Linked DNA regions of Homo sapiens: region 2 is linked to region 1. The links are chromatin loops, found by intact Hi-C in ENCODE. Cell type or tissue: ascending aorta. All regions are shown on one strand.

Region 1 (5,000 bases):
GGCCCAGTTCCAGCAGCCCTCAGGCTGCTCACAGTCCAGTGGGGAGGCCTGAGCGTAGGGCCAGGTGGCCCAGGGAAGGGGGGGATTCACAGATTCACCCTGTGTAGGGCCCAAAGGGAAGCCTCATGGGGTCAGGGTATTTGCATGAATGGACGCAGCTGAGTTCACCAGGCGTCCAGGCAAGGAAACAGCAGGACAGAAAACATCAAGAGCTCTGGGCAGTTTAGCTTGTCTGGGAGTGGGGGCAGTGGGCCCAAGGCGTGTTGGTGGGAATTACCGAGGACGCCATTTGAAAAGGGTAAGTATTGCCCTCCCTCCCACTGCTGGAGGCGCTTGGAGGCTTCCACCTTGAGCTCCGTAGTCAGGAGACCTCAGCATCTTGTGAGGCATGAGCTGTAACAGGGAGTGTGTTCAGGGCGCCGCCCCCCAAGCCCCAGGCAGCCAGGATTTGCCCATTTTCAGAGCTTCATCATAGCAACTCCTAAACATACTGAGTGCTTAATTTATGCAAAGCACTGTTCCAAGCTCATAAGTCACAGAGCTGGGATTCAAGCCCAGGGAGCCCATTACCTGAGCCTGTATCAATAACCCAGGCAGGCCTTGCAGGGGGTTCAGGGAGCTCCTGAGAGTGACTTTCAGGCAGCTCGCTGTCCTGGCCAGAGCTAGTCCATCCCATCCCAGCCTCGGATGAAGAGCAAACCCTGAGGCAAGAGAGGATTGGGGGAGATTGACGACGATGCAGCTGGCTGCCAGCAACATCCCTGGCACCTAACATGCATTAAAGCTCATTATGTGCCAGGTTTCGTGCGAAACCTTGTAACTGCATTAGCACATTTATCCCTCAATCCTATGAGGTGAGAACCACTTTATCCCCATTTTACAGTGGAGGGAACGGAAGCCAAAAGCAATTAGGTTTCCTGCCTGGAGTCACAAAGCAGTCAAGGCTGGGCCAGGAGTCCAACCCAGGTGGTGTGACAGGCAGTCCGGACACTCTCCCGGCCACTTGGGCATCCTTGCACAGCTGAAGAGCCTGGACAGTAAGGGGAGGTACCACGCAAGGGCAGTGATGACAGGGCACAGCATAACCCTGCACCCCCTTACCCAGGCCTCTTTATAGATGCCCAGATTTGGGGCAGAACTGCCTGGCTGACTTTCCTGCATCAGTGACATTTGACACCTGACCTGGGAGGTTTTGAAGTGAGGAAAACTGATGACACATTTCTGCACATTCCCACTGTTCAATGCCAGCCGAGAACACTCTTGAGAAGTACAAGGGGTTTGGCTAAATCTCCTGCCTGGAATGGGACAAGAGCAGGTAAGAGGCAGCCCCCCTGTACACAGAAGCATCGGCAGGCAGGGTCATACGCATTCCCAGCAGGTTGTGCAGAGGTAGGCTCCTGGGTCAGCGGGAGGAACCCAAACACTGGTGATGACAAGGGCATGCCCAGGCCTTCCTGTGCACTTCCGAGAGCCAGGGCCTGGAGATGGGAACATGTAAGCCAGGCCATGAAGCACTGAGAAGTCTGTTTAACTAAAGTGGGCAGGGATGCTCAAGGACCCACCAGGAGATGGAAGGGGCTGCGGTCAAAGGCCCTGACGCTGGAGGTTTTCAGTCTCACCCCCTCCTTTCTGGCAGTAGAGGAATTCTGAGTGTTTCCCATCTCTTCCACCTCCTCATTTGCTGCTGTTTTCCAACCCTTACTTTAAATTCCCCACCAACATACACATGCACACACAAACACACAGCTTCTAGAGCCCCATCTCCATATATCAAGTGAAAAGAGTGATTTTCATGGGTAAACCTTGTTTCCCAAGGATGCAGCCTGGCCCTTGGTCAATGTGAGGGGAACTTAACCAGCTCCTCCAAGACTGAGATTTGGCTTCGAGTTCAGCATGGAGCCGGGACCCCCAGGGCTGGTCAGTGAAAGTGAGTGGAGCTGAATACCAACAGGGCTGGGGTGGAGTGGGTCCAGGGCCCACGCCACAGCCCTGGCTCTTTCCACGCTGCGGTGGCCACCTCAGCCCCAGCCTGTGTCTGGGATGCTGTCGAAGTAGCGAAGTGCTTCATGCACCAGCATCAGGTGGCCGTGATCAGGCTATGGGTTTAACGCAGCATGAAGATGGGTGGGGAATGGGATCACCTCTCTCTGCCTGCATCCCCCAGACCCTGGAGTCTGCTCCACAGAAGGCAGAAGCTGAGTGAGTGAGCTGGGAGGCCCGGGAAGCATATCTCCAGTGCCATTCCCAGTCTGGGCACCAGCCTCCTCTGCGCCCTGCGGGCTACGGGCCAGCCCCTGGGCTCCAGCCTCCCACGTACGATGCCTATTTGGAAGTGAACCAGGATAGAATTTCTAAGGGTTGAGCCACCTTCCTGGGATCACTTGCTGAGTCAGATGCTGCCAGAACCACAGAATGTCCCCAAAATTCACAAGACACCCATATCCTTTCTCAGGGCACCGGCTCATTTATGTGCAGGCTGAAGCTATTTGGTTTGTTCTAAAAAGCGTGGCACCAGCAGCTTCAGTTAAAGAGATCGCAAACTTTGCAGACACAAACAACTTGAAAAATAGGTCAAATCCTGTTTTGTACATTCACAGGGCTGCCTTTTCCAGCGTTTCTCCCTAAAATCAAATCAGCAGTGTATGTAAATGAGTTGAGAGAATTCATTACGTTAATTTATCTAATTTTGGAGGCAAACCTGAAACAAACAGCGCCTCACTTTCTAACACTCAGGCCCTCATAGAATATTGATTCCTGAGTTTTACTGGCCTTGCACGAAGGCCTTTTTATAGCCCCAAAGGAATGAGATCATCAGTTTCCTCAGGCATACAAATGTCCTGCTCAGAGGCCCTGAGACAGCATTCTCCAAGGTCATTTCAAGGGATGGCTGGCATGGTAGACCACCCAAAGCTCAGATTTGGGAGTCTATGGGACGTGCATGCAGAAGCACTGTGCCTGGGGCCACCGATCCCAGCAAGATCAACAGCTGCGAATGGCAAGTGGTCCCAGCAGAGGTGGCGGTGAGGTCCATATTATTTCAGGATCCTGGCAGTGTTCATGGTAGTAAGCTGTGGAATTAAGAATATTTCCAGGGCCAAGGCTGCCAGCAACAGAGCTGTGTTCATGGCAGAAAGAAGCCCAGACAAACAGTGATGGCTTCATCACCTCCTGCCTCTCAGTGGGCCAGTGTGATGTCCTCAGAATGATACATTTCACTGTGAAGAACCCCAAATTCCCATGTGACCCCGGAGCCAGCCGTTTTAGCAGACTAACCATGATTTTCATCCAGTTTTGTGAACAGTGATTGCCACTGCTGGCCAGTCCCTCAAGGCAGCCAAGTAGGTGCAGGACTGTATTTTATATTTGGAAGAACACAAGGAGCTCTGTCTGACCCCAAATGTCTCTTTGCTGCCTGTTGGTAGCTGGGGCCAAGGGTCTCCTGCAGCTAGGATCACAGGCCTTCAAGATGGGTGCAAGGCAGAGCACACAGAGCTCAGGGCACGCGGTGGACTGCTTTGCAGTCCTTGCTCTGCCTCGGAATACCGTGTGGAATATTGTGTACAATACCGTGTGGAATGCCATGTGGAATATTGTGTGGAATACCGTGTGAAATACCATGTGGAATATTTTGTGGGATACCGTGTGGAATATTGTACGGAATAACATGTGGAATAATGTGTGGAATAATGTGTGGAATACTGTGTGGATACCATGTGGAATAACGTGTGGAATACGGTGTGCAACACAGTGTGGAATACCATGTGGGATATTGCGTGGAATACCGTGTGGAATACAGTGTGGAACATTGTGTGGAATACTGTGAGGAATATAGTGTGGAATACTATGTGGAATATTGTGTGGAATACCATGCGGAACACTGTGTGGAATAACGTGGGGAATATTGTGTGGGATACCATGTGGAATAACGTGTAGAATATGGCGTGGAACACAGTGTGGAATACCACGTGGAACATTGTGTGGAATACTGTGTGGAATACAGTGTGGAATACTTTGTGGAATACCGTGTGGAATATTGTGTGAAATACCATGTGGAATATTCTTTGGAACACTGTCTGGAATACCATGTGGAATACCCAGTGGAATATTGTGTGAAATACTGTGCAGAATATCGTGTGGAATACCGTGTGGAATACTGAGTGGAATACCATGTGGAATACCGTATGGAATACCATGTGCAGTACCGTGTGGAATACTGTGTGGAATACCATGTGAAATATCGTGTGGAATACTGTGTGGAATAACATGTGGAATACTGTATGGAATACCGTGTGGAATACCATGTGGAATATTGGGTGGAATACCGTGTGGAATACCAGGTGGAATGCCGTGTGGAATACCATGTGGGATACCATATGAAATATCGTATGGAATACCCTGTGGAATATTGTGTGGAATACCACATGGAATATTGTGTGGAATACATTATGGAATATTGTGTGGAATACCATCTGGAATACCATGTCAAATACCGTGTGGAATATTGTGTGGAATATCATGTGGAATATTGAATGGAATACCGGGGGGAATACCATGTGGAATACCATATGGGATACTGTGTGGAATACCATGTGGAATATTGGGTGGAATACCATGTGGAATATTGTGTGGAATACCGTGTGGAATACTATGTGGAATACCATGTGGAATATCGTGTGGAATATCATGTGGAATATTGTGTGGAATACCTTGTGGAATAGTGAGTGGAATACCATGTGGAATACTGTGAATAATATATTATTGAATATTGTATGGAATATTGTGTGGAATACAGTGTGGAATACTGTGTGCAATATTGTGTGGAATTCTGCATGGAATATTGTGTGGAATACCGTGTGGAATATTGTGTGGGATACTGTGTGGAATAACGTGTGGAATATTGTGTGGAACACCATGTGGAATATCGTGTGGAATATTGTGTGGAATACCATTTGGAATACGGTGTGAAATATTGTGTGGAATACCTTGTGGAATACCATGTG
Region 2 (5,000 bases), 72 kb before region 1:
GTGAGTACTCCAGAGAAGAAGGCAGGTGACTCTGAGCTGGACCAAGAAGTGTTCTGATGGGGTGGGATGGGGGCCTGTGAGGCCAGGAGGGTCTTCCCATTCTTGAGCAGTGCCACATGAGGCTTAGAATGAGGCATCTGAATTTTGAGAGGTGAATCAGAATGAGCCCAGGTTGAGAGAAGGGGCAGGTTTGTAAGATTGCTGCAGACAGCGAGAACAGCACGTGCAAAGGACCTGAGGTTAAGTTCAGGGACAGCTGAGAGGCAAGCAGAGCCCAGCCCACCAAGGTGCCTAAAGAGCCTAAAGAGCCAGGCCTTTGTCCTGACAGGGCTGGGGAGCCAGGGAAGGCTCCGGGCAGAGGCGTGACCAGCTCGCAGTCCCGCTTGACATCAACATGCTCTCCATAATGAAATTGAATGAAAACCTATAATGCAAAAAGCATGCTGAGCCCTGACTTCCGGCTGGGCTATTTGGGCACAAGAAAGACCCAGGTCCAGAATCAACCTACGGGCTAGGTGCAGAAACTGCCAACCCAGAGGGAAGCCCCCAAGCCGAGGCAGCTGGGCCTTGAAAGCCAGCACCTCTGAGCAGCCCCCAGACACATCAGTAGCCCCGGTGCGTCTAGAGGATCCCTGTCCCCAGGCGTGGAAGGGGCCACTCACCTGGGAACCACAATGACAGCAGCAGCAACAGCAGCCACACGAACCAGTCTCAAGTCAACCGCCCAAAGGGGCCATGTGCCATGTAGAACTCCACATGTGACAGTGGAGAAATACAACAAGGTCACGAGTGCCTCCAAGCACCTGTCATCGTCCAACTAGGAAAGCGAACCCTTTGTTCATGCAGCTCAGAAATCAAATTTCTGGAAGAGATGCAAATGAGAGAGACCAAGAGAGGGCAAGGAGGCTTTCCTTCACTGGCAGGCAGCGGGAGGGAAGGTAGGAGAGAGGAGGCTAGCCTCATGCTGGGGACAGGCAGCAGCTAGGAGACTGTCACAGAGAGGGGACTCGCACATGAAGAGAAATGCTCAGATGGGAATTTGGGGGAGCTCTACTGTGTCCTGTTGGATTAAGAGACCCCTGCACACATTGTCTTCCACCTGTCTGGGGTCTAACTTGTGTTCTCCTCGGGCCAGTGTATAGACACTGGGCTCAAGGGGGCCCAGGGAGACTGCAGTTATGGGTGCATTTTCCCATTCTATCCTCACAATGAGCCTGTGAAAAGGTGTCATTATCAACCCCACCCCACGCTGGGACAGAGGCTCAGGGAGGCTGGAAAATGGCAGAGGCTCCCCAGCTAGCACAGAAGACCCTGATGGAAACGGGCTGACTCTGGCAGCTAGGCTTACTGAGCAGATAGATAAATGCCCCATCTGTGCAGCTTTGGAGATGAGGGCACCGCCAGGGACTCTGGGTGATCGTGTCTTAGCCAGAGGGAGAGCTCTTAGAAAGGCTGGTACAGGATGGGCAGCACAGGTGATGACGACCACCAAGACAGGGCGAGGCTTTCCCTCTCAGGAAACCAGATCTTCAGAGCTACCCTGCACCACTGCCCCGGGAGCTTCCATCCCTGGACTCAGGGGACGATGAGATGGCCACTTGGTGAAGCCGAAGTCGTCTTTATGGAGCAGGTTGGAACCATCTCCCATGGCAGTCCCAGAGCCAAGGAAACCAGAACCAGGCAAGAAAGAGGCCAGGCCCTGCTCCTGGCTTCCGCTGGGCGGTGGGGGTCCTGGGTGACCTTTCCCTGCCCCACAGGCAGCCCCTTTTCTTCTGCGAGTGGCTGGCAGACTTTGATTTGGGGAAACTGCCTCTGCATAGCCCCTGTCTTGGCGGGACTGTCAGCCAAGGCGTGGTAAGTTGGCCCGAGCCAGGCCGCTGGGAAGCTTTCTCCCTTGCTTTGGGAGCCTAGGCAGAGTTCCTGCAATGCCATCCTCTGAGGGTTTCCTTGGAGCTCCTCCCAGCACAGTCCTGTCTGCTGACTCAGTCCAGAGCTCCGCTGTTTGCTTAAGGCAGCCTGCGGGCCCTGCCCTGCGGCATCGGAGGCCCCCGGTGAGACCACGGGGCACAGCGCCCCTCCAGTCTGCCCCTCCCACTCTTCTTGTCACCGGGGAGCAAGGGGGTCCCTCGCAGGGCCTCTCAGCCCAGACGAGAAAAAGGGCAGAGGAAGCAGAGGGTCGCAGAAGAGAGAGGTGACAGGAGGAAACGCGGGGCGGGTGGCTGCCACGTTTAGTGTCCACCTGGAGTGGGGCCAGCACAGCTTGGGTGTTGCCTCGATCTCTGCGAGATCAGCGTCATTATCCCCAGAGACGGGCATCCAAGCCCCTGTCTAGTCCAAGGCGGAGCCACATTCAAACCCAGTTCAGCCCCTGCACTGCCCACTCTCCCTGAGTCCCCGACACCCACAGAAAGCCCCTGACGTAAATTCAACTCAGCACAGGGCAGTTCAGCTCTGCACCCATGCACCAGCCCCGCGGAGGGCCGGCCCCTGGGCTGGGCACTGAGGTACCGAGTTAGCACCAGGGCACCACCCTTGTGGCCAGGGAGAGGGGCCAGCAATGCCTGCCCTTCCCATTCGTGCCATAGGATCCCCTCAGCTCATCCTCCCAGCAGCCTGTGAGGGCAGAATTACTGGCTCCATTCGAAGCTTAGGGCCTCAGAGTAATCCGCCCACGGTCCCCCAGCGGGGAGATGGCAGTGCCAGGATTTAACTCCACAGGTGTCCTGTTGCCACCCCCTCCTTCCCAGAACAAAACAGATAACACCAGGTGTACCCAACCCCGGGGAACTGTGCTAAGTGTTGTGGTTCTGAGGAGGAAATGACTCAGCAGTCAGGAAGTCTTCCTGGATGAGAAGGCAGTGACCGAGCGGGGAGAATCTCAGCAGCTTCACACAGCCAGGCGGGACACCCCAGCAGAGGAAGGAGAGGCTGGGGAAGAGCAGAGCAGCTGGTGGCCCTGAGTGTGGTGGGAGCCAGAGGGGGGAAACGGTGCTCGTGCCCAGGGCAAGGGAAATAAGAAAGGGGGAGGGAGAGGCAGCACCGAGGGCCTGCGGGCGCTGGGCTGGAAGCACGTCAGCAGGGGGGCCACAAAGGGTGTGGTGGGAGAGGACTGGCCCGTGCTGTGGGAAGTGCTCACACGCACTCACACCCAGTCACACACACACTCATACATACACACAGGCGCGCACACACACACTCATATACATACACCTATACATACACACAGGGACAGGCGCACACACACCCACTCACACATAGGCACAGGCACACACACACACACCTCTACACACAGGCACACTCACCTTTACTCGCACACACTTATACATATGCACAGCCACACTCACACACACACACTTACACACAGGCACACACACATACATACACCTATACATACAGGCACTCACACCCACTCACACACACACATACACACAGGCACAGGCACTCACACCCACTCACACATACAGGCACAGGCACACACATGCACTTACACACAGGTACACTCACCCTCACGCACATGTATACATACTTACACACAAGCACACTCACACACTTATACACACAGCCACACTCACACCCCTCTACATACACACAGGCATACTCGCCCTTACACACACTTATACATACACACAGGCCCACTCTCTCACACACACTCATGTATACACACAGGCACACCCTCACAGACATACTCATAGGCCCACTCACACACACTCATATATACGCACAGGCACTCACACCCACTCTTACACTCATACAGGCACACACACACACCTCTACACACAGGCACACTCACCCTCACTCACACACACTTATACATACGCATAGGTCCACTCACACACACACACACACATAAGCACAGGCACACACACATACAGACACACACAGACACGCTCACACCCACAAACACCTCTACATACACACAGGCACACTCACACCCTCATTCACACATAAATACACATATGCGGACAGCACTTATACATCCTTACACACAGGCACACTCACACATACACCCTTACACACAGGCACACTCACACTTACATGTAGGCTCACCTACACATATATACTCACAGGCATAACCCCCACACACACATGCAGCCACCCCTCCCCCCACACACACATGCACACTCACCCCCACACTCACACATGCATGCACATTCACCCCCCCACACACGCATGCCCACACTCACACACATGCATGCACACTCACCCTCATGCTCACACACACTCGCACACTCACCCTCATGCTCACACACCCTCGCACACTCACCCCACTCACACACTCGCACACTCACCCCACTCACACATGCACACTCACCCCACTCACACACATGCACACTCACCCCACACACATGCACACTCACCCCCCACACTCACATGCACATTCACCCCATGCTCACATGCATGCACACTCACCCCCACGCTCACACACAAAAACACCTCCACACTCACAAACATGCATGCACACTCACCCACACACATGCACACTCACCCACATGCTCACATACATGCACTCACCCCCACACTCACATACACACTCACCCCCCACTCACCCCATGCTCACATACATTCACACTTACCCCCATGCTCACACATGCATGCACACTCACCCCCACATTCACACATGCATGCACACTCACCCCCACACTCACTCACCTCCATGCTCACACACATGTACACTCACCCCCACACATGCATGCACACTCACCTTCACACACACGCATGCACACCCCTGCACTCACACACACCCATGCTCACACATGCACACTCATCCCCATGCTCACACACATGCATGCACTCACCCCACACATGCATGCACTTACCCCCATGCTCACACACGCATGCACACTCACCCCCATGCTCACACACATGCACACTCACCCCCACACTCACATACATGCTCACCCCCATGCTCACATATGCACACTTACCCCCACACTCACAATGCATGCACACTCACCCCCACTCACAATGCCTGCACTCACCCCCACACACATGCATGTACA

What was found. Hi-C counts contacts between places; a loop is a spot of excess contacts. Peaks named below come from ENCODE experiments on the same cell type or tissue, not always from the same donor. Only the 100,000 strongest peaks of a DNase experiment are listed, where the experiment ranks them.
Region 2: it touches region 1 in a loop (3-fold over the local background); 5 of 110 quality-filtered maps call a loop at or near these places.

What each region holds. Positions count from the first base shown.
Region 1 is chr10:124,222,492-124,227,491 of GRCh38, forward strand. No RefSeq gene overlaps it. Among named protein-coding and RNA genes, the nearest start is that of CHST15, 130 kb to the left of the region's middle. In ascending aorta, no CTCF peak of the experiment used is centred here; DNase peaks (open chromatin) are centred at 2,300 and 3,010; H3K27ac peaks cover 4,152 bases.
Region 2 is chr10:124,150,397-124,155,396 of GRCh38, forward strand. It overlaps a transcript of LOC105378536 not described here. Among named protein-coding and RNA genes, the nearest start is that of CHST15, 59 kb to the left of the region's middle. RefSeq lists a silencer at 2,939-3,198. In ascending aorta, no CTCF peak of the experiment used is centred here; DNase peaks (open chromatin) are centred at 1,945, 2,275 and 2,865; H3K4me3 peaks cover 917 bases; H3K27ac peaks cover 2,393 bases.